2 separate regions of the Homo sapiens genome follow, and region 2 is linked to region 1. The links are chromatin contacts, found by Hi-C in ENCODE. All regions are on one chromosome and are shown on one strand. The core of a region is the stretch at or near the end of the contact, and the rest is flanking DNA. Distances in the headings are between cores, read along the strand shown. Region 1 has its middle 130 kb from the start of LINC01894. Region 2 has its middle 170 kb from the start of ZNF521.

Region 1 (5,425 bases), core at 1,769-4,268:
ACCCTGGGTCTAGTTCAGTGCCTGCTCAGTCACTTGGGAATTTTTAATTGCATTGGTCTTAGGCAAAGGCCTGTAATTGGGATTTTAAAGAACTCCCCTGCGGTTCTACTAAGCAGTAGGGTTGGGACTACTGGTGTCAGGGATCCTATAGTAACGTGGAGATGAGTACAGTCACCTGGGGCGAGGAGTAGCCTGGCCGTGACTACTCCCCCAAAGGGATCAGCAGAGGGAATGGTTATGGGAACCTGAAGTATAGACCAGGCCACCTTGAGGGGAGCAGTAACATTTGATCAAGGAACCAAACCAAGAAACAGACGTACAGGGAGAGAGCCCAACCTCGTTCTCCTCTCTCCTAGGATTCTGTTCCTCATTAGCTGAAGCCAGCTGGAAGCCTGAGGGGACAGAAGCATCAATGCTGTTGGCACCATCAGTTTTGGTGGAGTTACATGTGGCATTCACTTCACATTGGCCAAGTAGCAAATCCTGGCTCTACCGTTTACTGGCCATGTAACCTTAGACAAATCATTTGGACAATTTCCTCATCTGCAAAATGGGGGTAATAATTCCTTCAGAGGGTTGCTGTGAGGCTATGATGAGATAAGATATGCAGGAGGAAAGATGTCTGGTTTAAGATCTTAGCTAAAAATGAATCACCCTGTATTTTGGCAAAAAAAAAAAAAAAGGGTAACTTTCAGGGTGAATGTTACCTGAATAAATTCTCCTTTCCCTCACTAGAATTAATTCACTTTTGGGCAATGGTTCTCAGACTGTTTGGAAAGGCAGCAGGCTTAGCAGTTAAGGGCTCCAGGCCCAAAGTCGGAGTTAGAATTTGAGCTCCGCCACTGACTAGCGATGTAACCTTGGGGATTTAACTTAACCTCAGTCTCAGCATCTGTAAAATGGGGATGGAAATAGAATCTTCCTCATAAGGGATTTGAGGATTAATTAACATCATGCATGTACAGGGCTTACCATACTACCCGGCATTTCATAAGCACACAATAAATTTTAACTACTCTTATTAAGTTTTGGAGAACAACGGAGCCTGATGAGCTACATTTTGTGCTTCAAAATTAATAAATACAGTCAGATTCATAAATAGAACATTCTCAATTTTGTTTTTCCCTTCAGTATATTTAAAATCTTTAGTGATAACTAGTTTGTTGTCAAATGTGTGGGGAAAGAGAGGATGCTGCTTATTCCAGTGGTTTTAGCTTCCCACAGACTGAACTTGAAGAGTATTTTCTGGGTGAGCCATATGGAGAGTTTTAACTTTATTGAGAGAGTCATAGTGCCGAGAATTTCCTGAGTGCTTCTTGTGTGTATCTCACAACTACCCTATGAGGCTGAGGTTCCAAATCCATATTTAAAATCTCTAAGGTTGTCCATATATTATCCATCTTTTAATAAATTATTCAAAATAAATAAGTAATAAGTTAATATGATAGAATAAAATCTCAGTATTTTGTTGTGTTCTATAATCTCCCCCATCTTTCATTTGGTCACTTGAATGAACACACTGAGAGTTATTATTTGATTATTTCCCATGCCGTACTGTTAAATCGCCCATTATGGCAATAGGGCCTGGAGTTTTGCTATTATATATTTTTACTTAGCAAAGGGCTACACACACACACACACACACGTACGCATGCACACAGGCATGCACAGGTATACACTTCCTAAAGTTAATATTAAATGACCGGAAAGTTTTCAGAGTACATGAATAAGTGTACTGTTCTTCCTACCAGTCCTATCTTGCTTCTAGCACAGTGAAATTTGGCCTGCTATCTGCTTAGCACAAGGCTCAGCAAATCCTTGTTGAACAAAAGGAAATTATGTTGAATTCTCCAACATCCTTGCAATTGCCCAACAGTTAAATCTATCCCGGTTTCTCTTCTTTCTTTCTTTCTTTAGGGATCTCCTAACCAGTTTAGCATTGCTGACCTATGTTTCCCTGTTCTGACCACTTCCTCTCTCAGCTCATTGATAAAGATTTTTCCATAGGAGGCCAACCCGGGTATGCCTAACTATTATGACCGAGGAAAGGGTCTAGTCTCCTTTGTTTATCTGCTGTCTGAGCCTACCAGGGAGGTCATGACTTTAAAAATATTTTCCCTACTCTGAATGGTGGGTGGAATCAATCTAGGCTTTTGGCACAGAGGCCTAGAGGAGTCTTTGAAGCCGACTTTGCCTGCGGTAAGGAAGCCTGTCTCTTGCTTTCCTATTCCCAGTCTGTTGAGCGTCTTCTGATGGGGCCACTGTTGTGTGGGGAGGGGAAGAAGCCTCCCTGATTCGAGGAGAAACTGGAGTGTTCGCACCACCCTGATGAGGGATACAAATATATTTGCCCCTGGTGAGCTGTTTGTAATTAATGCGTGCTTTGTGGTTTTAATCTTTCTTTAATCTGTAAAGCTATAAAAATTTACAGCTCAATTTTAGAATCAAGAAAAAAGCTAAATTGCACAGCTCAGTCCTTAAAGTTAACCATTTCACAAGATCACAATTGCAAGGAGAGTGTCCGCAGAGGCTCTTCCTGTGCTGTTCCATTATCTTTTCTCAGTGGTCTTGTTTTGTCCCTTATCCAGAAGTCACTGGAAACAGGAGAACCATCTCTCTACCTGTTTCTGTCTCACAAACACACACAGTGCCCCAAAGAAAATAAACAATACAGTACATGGTCTATAAAGCAAAGGGAAGAAAAGAACATCTTAGGTAAATACCAGACTACTTATTTTATGATTTTTAAATGTCATTTTTGCTCCAATATTGACTTTTTTTACGGAGGATGAATTATAGATCCTGCAGCACTGGGAGAGACCAGGGTTTCCTTTCTTAGACACAGCTGGTCAAGTTAAGAATTGAAGTCGTGGTAATTAGTTACGAGTTTCTTAGTATGGAAGTCCAGACTGCTGAGAGAACCCTGCGAGGTGACCCCTCCGGGGAAGACAATACACCCGGGAAAGGACCGGAATGGGCAACGAAGAAGCACAAAACAACATCCCAATCTTGTTGCTACAAACAGATGTTGCCGCGGGCGCTCGCTTGCAAGAACGAAATACAATACAATCCCTCATTTGTCTGACCAGGTTTCTCTCTCCAAGAATTGGTTTCGAGGCAAATTATTTCAGGGTTGCACAGGCTGGTAAAAGGCAGTGGAATTGGAAGCTATCGTCCTTGGCGACCTCAAGTCTCAGAAATGATGCTGTGAAAGTGAAAGGGGTTGATCAGGGGTCAGGGGGAGACTTGGAGCCAGAAACCAGGTCACAAGGAAGGAGGGGGCGGCCAGACTTCCAAGAAGAGGTTTTGAGAAACTAGCTAGAGGGAGCGGGTGTGAATTAAGATTCCTGGAAGGAGGTCATGGGAGGCTAAGGGGGAAAGAAAGAGAAAACTAAGTTAGTATCAACCCTGCCCTTCCCGAGATTTTGATTGTTCTCTCAGTGCCTATACAGACAGAGAAATGCAGGCTTAAAGAAATGGAGATTGCATTAGGGAAATTCAATTTGCCAAGACAAAAAGAAGTTCATTCAGATGAAAAGGGGTTAGGATTTGGTGAGGGGAAAGCCCTTTTGTTTTGTTTAGAAGAGTTTGTTTTTTTGTTTTTGTTTTTGTTTTTTAATAAAGTGTATATTAACTTGCCCTATTTTCCAACTTGCTTGTGAAGCCAAGTGAGTCAACTGTATTCTTATATGTTTTGCCAAAAAACATTATTATTCTATTAGAAGTTAAAGGCAAACACTACTACAAACCTGTAATTACTTAAATCTTGAATTTATTGCTCTCCATCTATTTTCCTTAATCTAACTGCTTCTATAACAATAAGCCATTATTGTTGTTGTTGTTGTTTTAGAGATAGTGTCTCGCTCTGTCACCCAGGCTGGAGTGCAGTGGCACTAACATACCTCACTGTAACCTTGAACTCTGGGGCTCAAGGGATCCTCTGGCCTCAGCCTCCCACGTAGCTGGGACTACAGGCATGTGCCACCACACCTGGAGAAAAGTTTTTAATTTTTTTAAATTAATTTTTTAGCTTTTTGTAGGAAGGAGGTCTTGCTATGTTGCCCAGGCTGGTCTTGAATTACTGGCCTCAAGCGATCCTCCCACCTCGACCTCCCAGAACACTGGGATTAAAAGCATGAGCATAAGAAGCCATTTTGAGGGCAAGCAATACTACTGAGAATAGATATTTGTTGAAAACCAGTTGTATGCCTAGCACTGCATTTGTAACAATAATACTAACCAGTGCCTATATAGCACATCTATCTATCTATCTATCTATCTATCTATCTATCTATCTATCCATCTATCTACCTATCATCATATATCTATGCTAGGTGCCAGGCTTATTTTATGAGGTCTACATGTAATATTAACCCCATGACAACCCTATAATATAGGTACTATTTTTACCTGCTCTTTACAGATGAGAAAACCATGGCTCAGTGAAGTTAATGACTTGCCCCAAAATTATGTAGCTAGCGAGTGACAGAACCAGTGTTTCGGTCAGACTGCTGGGTTTCAGAGTCTGGGCTGCCAACCATGACACTCATTTCTTTTCATGGTAATTTCATGCCTTTCAAAGTAGGTAGTGTTATCATCATTCCCAGATAAAGAGATTGAGATTCAGAGATTAAATAATTTAACCAAGATTGCCTAGTAAGTGGGAAAGCCAGAATTCAAATCCAAGCCTATTGGAATCCCATCTTGGAGGGAGAGCAGTAGCTGAAATGCTTTAGACCTGTGCGTTTTAAACTTTAACGTACACACAGATTGCCTGGGGATCTTGTTAAATGCAGGTTATGATTCCATAGGTCTAGAGTGGGGCCTAATATTCTGCATTTCCAACAAGCTACCAGTTGATATTGATGTTGCTGTACCATAGGACAACACTTTGCAAAGTAAGGCTTTAAGAGCTAGGAGCCATAAAACAGAAGGTGTTTCTAAGCTGTTCCCCCATCCTTGCTCTGGTGAACATGGAGGTGGCAAATTTAGCTTGGGATTCTGCAGTTTAAAATAAACTCACTATTTTCTTTCCTTAATCATCATATACTGCCATTGAGATTCAGGGAGTTTCTTTCATAAGTGTAACCACTTATACTCTTTTTGATTTAAAAAAAAACCATGTCATTATTAGATTCATCCTAAATGTCACCACTTTCTTCATAAAATATCTCTTTAAATTTCTTTTACATACATGCATTCCCCTTCGATTTGCACTTATGTCCTTTTGTTCTGATCTACCTAATAAACTCAAACTGATCATCAACCAAAAATTTATGACATGTTGAATTTAATACTTCATTCAGATTGTTTCCTAATCACCTACTTTTAGAACTAAATCTGGAATCCAATTTTGTCCATTTCTCTTCAATCAGAAGATCCTTCATTTGGTTAGTTATCTTGAATTTCCTGTGGAATTTGTACC
Region 2 (5,511 bases), core at 1,482-3,981, 660 kb after region 1:
ACATATATATATACACACACACATATATATACACACACATACACACATACGTATACATATATATACATATCTCAAGGAGGCAGAACCTACCTATCTGCCAGGGCCATCCTGCTCTTTCTACAGCCTGTGGACCTGCAGACCATCTTCCCAGCCATCTGGTGGAATCTTAGTCCTAAGACAAGGCACGATGTTTCGTGGTCAGTCACCCATGCTTCCTGCAACCTACTCCGACAGTGAAAAAACACACCAAAGCACTTGTTTAAACAAAGCTTACTGAAACAGAACTCTGATGGTCCTCTAATATATTTTTTCATGGGGTTTGGTTGGGGGATGGTGGAGCTGGTGGTATAACCAATACGTTTTGGTAAACATGAAGCAAATTAAACAAAATGAGGCTTTTGTTCCCATGGTAATTGTATAATTTTCTCTTAAGGAAAGTATGGATTTTGTTTGTGCAGCTGACAATTACTGTTGAAAGTACAGTGTGGCCTGCTATTAGTTTTCTGAAGATGGTCCCAATCCAAGAATGTTTTGAGAATATTCTATTAGCCTAAACAGAAGCTATTCCCATTAGAAATAAATATTCTGGCCACATCCTAATTACACTTTTAAAATTAAAAAAAAAAGGCATTCGTGTGTTCATAGTAACTGTATTTCTACATTGTCCACAAAAAAATATCAACCTGATTTCCAATGAGTTAATAAAGTTTCAGTGTCTTGCAGTGATTCAGCTTAACTTTGTTGAGAAGTAGTCCAAGTATGTGGAGAAACAGCAGGTGCTGGAAACAAAAGCCTCTTTCTACCCTTTGTCAAGATAACAAGATTCAAAGAGTCTCATACAATGACCAAAAGTTGATCAGGGCCATAGTCATCCTATCAGGAGAGCATAGGAGCCACCTTCTACCTCATTAGCACTGTTTATCTCATATCGTGTTAGCATTCATTTTCAGTAATATGATATAAGAATGTAATGATGTATAAGTGTTTTTTAATGTTGTGTAAGTGAAAACAGGTGGGTAATTTACCATGGGCTCCATGCAGATTGGAGCTGGCATTTCACAAAGAGAACACTGAGCTATTTTTTTTTTTTTGGTAAGTATTTTTTTTTTAGCCTGGGTCAGATTTCAACAACCATGGTTTTTAAAGTCACTTAGTCATGTCTATACGAGGCATGACACCACAGATCTGTGAACCCAAAGCAAAAATCAAGAGAGTTATTTACCAGGGCTGAATGCCTCAACCAACAACAAGCATGCTTATATCGTTAACTTTCGTTCAGTATGGAAGCGAAGAGGGGACAGCAGTTTAAACAAGGTATCACGGGTATTCAAAGAAGCCCATAATTAGAGTACAAGCTGCTGATTAGAGCACTGGCCCTGCCTAGATACCTGGCCGCTGAGCTAATGGACAATTCTTTATGCAGAAGTCAGGAGTGTTACTTTATAAGAGTTATGATGAACATCGGGTGGCATTGATTAGTCCCTGCTTTTCCCAGGAAGTTAGAAAGAATTTGTATACCTCTACATCTTTTTATAAAATACTCAGGTGACATTCCTGTTGCCAAGATATCAATAATCTGAATTAATTTCATCATCATCAATACTAGCTGAGCTAATAAAGCTGGAGAAGCCAGGTGTCTTCATGCCTTTTTCTAGGACAAGTGTTACTCAGAGTCTCCCATGACTATTTGCTGATGAAAGGTTATAATAGATTTAATAACGTCTGAGAAAGTAAAGAGCTAATTTTGTAAGTGAAAGTGAGATGCTTCTTTCTACCCCAAACGTTTGTAGAGACAGCACTTTTTATTTTCCAGATTTTCTACTTTCCCATTTTAATATTGAAATAGAAGAAAAATGTTCCCCACCAAGTGCATTTCTGCAGCCTTGTTCTGTGTCTCACGTTGCCTGTCAGTCTGTGATACTACATTCCACAATGCCCTGCGGGAGAAAGAAATTGTGTCCAGACGCAGCCATGGGAATGGAATTTCCCATACCTTGAGAGTGACCTCCAATTTGACCTTAAAATTAAAAACTTGTTTGTGAACTCCTGAGAGGGAAAAAGAAGTATATAACAGTAGCTGCTGTTTAAAAATATAATTGGCAAGCATAGTATAGAAACAACACATGAGTCAATCATGGGCTCCCTTAGATCCCAACAACTCACAGCCCAGATTTCCTGTGTTTTCCTGCCCATGAATGGGGTGAACCACCCGTGTAAACATCCAGGAGGGAAAAGAACGATTCCTTTCTAATCCCCATTTGCACTGGTAACTTTTCCCCAGTGTTTGTTTAAGAACTGGCATCTCTCACTCATTCAGTCACAGTCTGAGAATTTGTCATCAGGCTCATTTGTGCTTAAGAGCACAGATTGGAGCTTTGGCACCAGAAAAGGCTTGAGTCTCAACTCTACCACTTGCCAGCTGTGTGACCTCAGTTTCCTGATCTGTAAAATGGTGATAAACAGTGATACAGTAGTCCCCCTTATCAGTAGGGTATATGTCCCAAGATCCCCAGTGGATACCTGAAACCACAGATAGTACCAAGCCCTATACTATGCATACATACCTAAGATAAAGTTTAATTTATAAATTAGGCAAAGTAAAAGGTTGACAACACTCACTAATAATAAAGTAGAACAATTATAACAATATACTGTAATAAAAGTTACATGAATGTGGTCTCTGTCTCTCTCTAAATACTGTAATATTTTCAGACCATGGTTGACGTTAGGTAACTGAAACCATGGAAAGTGAAACTGCAGAAAAAGGGGAACTACTGTATGTACCTAAGACGGTTGTTTTGAGAAGAAAAGTTTATATACTGGTACCTCATTTCACTAATAGTCTATGTCATGAATTTTTCTTCTTATGGAAATTGCCGAATGACTATTATTCCTTATGATCAAGAGAGTTTTAGATGCTGTATCCATTTCTGCCCTATGAGAAAATGATGAACAAAAAGGTATGTTACTAATGTCGTCAACAATATATCACATTTCACAGTTTATGGATGTATTCACATCACATTATTTAATCCTTGCAATAATCCTGTTATTAATCTTTGGATGGCTATTATTGCCTGTATTGTCCAGATGACATATTACTACCTCTATTTATGTATTGAGAGGTAAAGTCCAAACATTGTAAGGGACTTATTCAAGTTCAGATATTGTCTGTACAACTAGACTATGGATTTGAGAACAGCCCTGCCTTAGGAAGTCCTTTGCCATTTCAGTTACAGCAGGTGGACAAAATAAAAGTATTTGCTGTGAATTCTATTTTTTATTTTTATTCTTTATTTATTATGACTATTATTTTGAGATGGAGTCTCACTTTGTTGCACAAGCTGGGGTGCAGTGGTGGGACCTTGGCTCACTGCAACCTCCACCTCCTGGGTTCAAGCAATTCTCCTACCTCAGCCTCTTGAGGAGATGGGACTACAGACACACATCACCATGTCTGGCTAATTTTTTGTTTGTTTGTTTGTTTTTTGAGACAGAGTCTCGCTCTGTTGCCCAGGCTGGAGTGCAGTGGCGCAATCTCGGCTCACTGCAAGCTCCGCCTCCCGGGTTCATGCCATTCTCCTGCCTCAGCCTCCTGAGCAGCTGGGACTACAGGCACCCGCCACCACGCCCAGCTAATTTTTTTGTATTTTTAATAGAGACGGGGTTTCACCGTGTTAGCCAGGATGGTCTCGATCTCCTGACCTCGTAATCCACCCACCTCGGCCTCCTAAAGTGCTGGTGGGATTACAGGTGTGAGCCACCGTGCCCGGCCACATCTGGCTAATTTTTATTTTGTATTTTTAGTAGAGACAGGGTTTCATCATGTTGGCCAGGCTGGTCTAGAACTCCTGGCATCAACTGATTTGCCCGCCTTGTCCTGGATTTGCCTCCAGGATGCTGCAATTGATAGGGAACATAGGGGTATGTGATTGCTTGACTTGTTTCTTGCTCTACTGAAATTTCCATCTTGTTGAAAGTAAAGAAATATTAATACAGTCTAGCCCGAAGAGAGTAGATTTTCCTAATTTTCCAGACTCCAAAACAACAGTTTCTTTAATCCCAGCTAGACAGCCAGCCACAGCTGATGGGCGAGGTTCGTTACCAACACAGGTGCAGCCAATCCATTGCATGGCCAATCACAGTGACTTTTTCAAGAACTTAAACTAGTAACACAGGCATTAAGGAAGTTGGATGCTGAGTCAGGCTACCATAAGAATAATAAATAAAATGCAAGGACTCCGTTGATGAGATCCAAAAATATGTCCTGCTTCTTATCTGTCCTTATGATAAACCTCTTTTACTTAAACTAGCTGATTTGCAACAAAACCATCTTTGAATCAGAACTCATCTGCTGAAGGAATCAGCTGGGAGGGAATATTGTGGGCTTGAGGAATCAGTTGAGGGTTCATTAAAGAGGGAGGCAAAGCCAGTGTGGGTTACAGGAGTAACCCACTGCACCCTGCCTTTGCTGGGAATTCTAAGCTAATTATCTACCACTGACAATCAAATCGAAGACCTGGGTCATGCACGGTCTATCATGCTAGTGACTAGTAAACATTTCCATGTCAGCCAAGGAAGCATTATTATTATTATTATTTTTGTTTGTTTCTTTGATGTTCTTGTATGTTGCAATATTTTGAGATGGTTTGCTAAAAGTCGGATTTATTTGTTGTTGTTTTTGTTTGTTTTCTTCTTTTGCCTCAATGAAGAACTGCTGGTGGACTCAACTCTTCACTAGATGACATAGGCCTGCATAGCAAAAGGCCAGGTTGTCTTGGGTTATCTAAGTTATGAAAAAAAAAATTGTTTTTTGCATACAAAGTGATAGACATTAAAGTTTTCAAAAGGTTGAAAGAGTTGTTTTTACCTGTATTTCATGCTGCTTAATAACTGCTTTAACCTGTTGATACAGAACTGAATTATCCTAATCTCCTATTTAATTGAAGACTAGCTATGTGTCCAGAACTCTGCAAGAAACCATGAAGCATATTTTTTCTTTAAATGACACAACATGGTTTCTGCCACAAGGTGCTGAAAATCTAGCAGACATAAAATTCTTCTTGAAGTCTTCCAGACACTTTCAAGAACAATACAACACAAAATATAATTAAATGTGATACTGTGTTTTATAAATGGCAAACATTACGGGAGTTAGAGAAGCCAACAGTGGACTGCAGCAGCCAGGGAGGGAGACAGGAAACCTGTCCTACTTTCACCTGCTCCATTCATCTCCTAGTCCAGAAAGGGTACTCCAAGTACTAAAGACCACTATATTTTGCTATAATACATCTAGTCAAATATATCACATTTTATAAAAGTGGGATTGTGATGTATATATGATTTTAACCTTTTTTCACTTAATTTTACTTAAACATATACTGAATTGTTATATAGTATTTCATATTTCTTAGTTTCCCTCCTGTTGGACACTTAGGCTATTTCCAGTTTTACCAATAGAGGAAACCTACAATAACCATCCTTGTAACACTACAGAAGTATTTGTGTATA

Evidence for each region. Hi-C counts contacts between places; a loop is a spot of excess contacts on that map. Pooled maps may share reads with other maps.
Region 2: a map of endothelial cell of umbilical vein shows a loop between it and region 1 (16-fold over the local background). The contact joins two enhancer-like sites. A Hi-C loop is called at or near these places in 3 of 168 maps with a recorded cell type or tissue (IMR-90, endothelial cell of umbilical vein and heart left ventricle) and 6 of 50 pooled maps.

What each region holds. Positions count from the first base shown.
Region 1 is chr18:24,859,378-24,864,802 of GRCh38, forward strand. No RefSeq gene overlaps it. Among named protein-coding and RNA genes, the nearest start is that of LINC01894, 130 kb to the right of the region's middle. RefSeq lists an enhancer at 3,158-3,659. Within about 2 kb of position 3,019, at least 2 of the 41 ENCODE cell types and tissues checked have a DNase peak (open chromatin) inside an H3K27ac peak, as active enhancers do; they include endothelial cell of umbilical vein, where a contact is called at or near this core.
Region 2 is chr18:25,516,145-25,521,655 of GRCh38, forward strand. No RefSeq gene overlaps it. Among named protein-coding and RNA genes, the nearest start is that of ZNF521, 170 kb to the left of the region's middle. RefSeq lists an enhancer at 2,669-2,838. Within about 2 kb of position 2,732, at least 3 of the 41 ENCODE cell types and tissues checked have a DNase peak (open chromatin) inside an H3K27ac peak, as active enhancers do; they include endothelial cell of umbilical vein, where a contact is called at or near this core.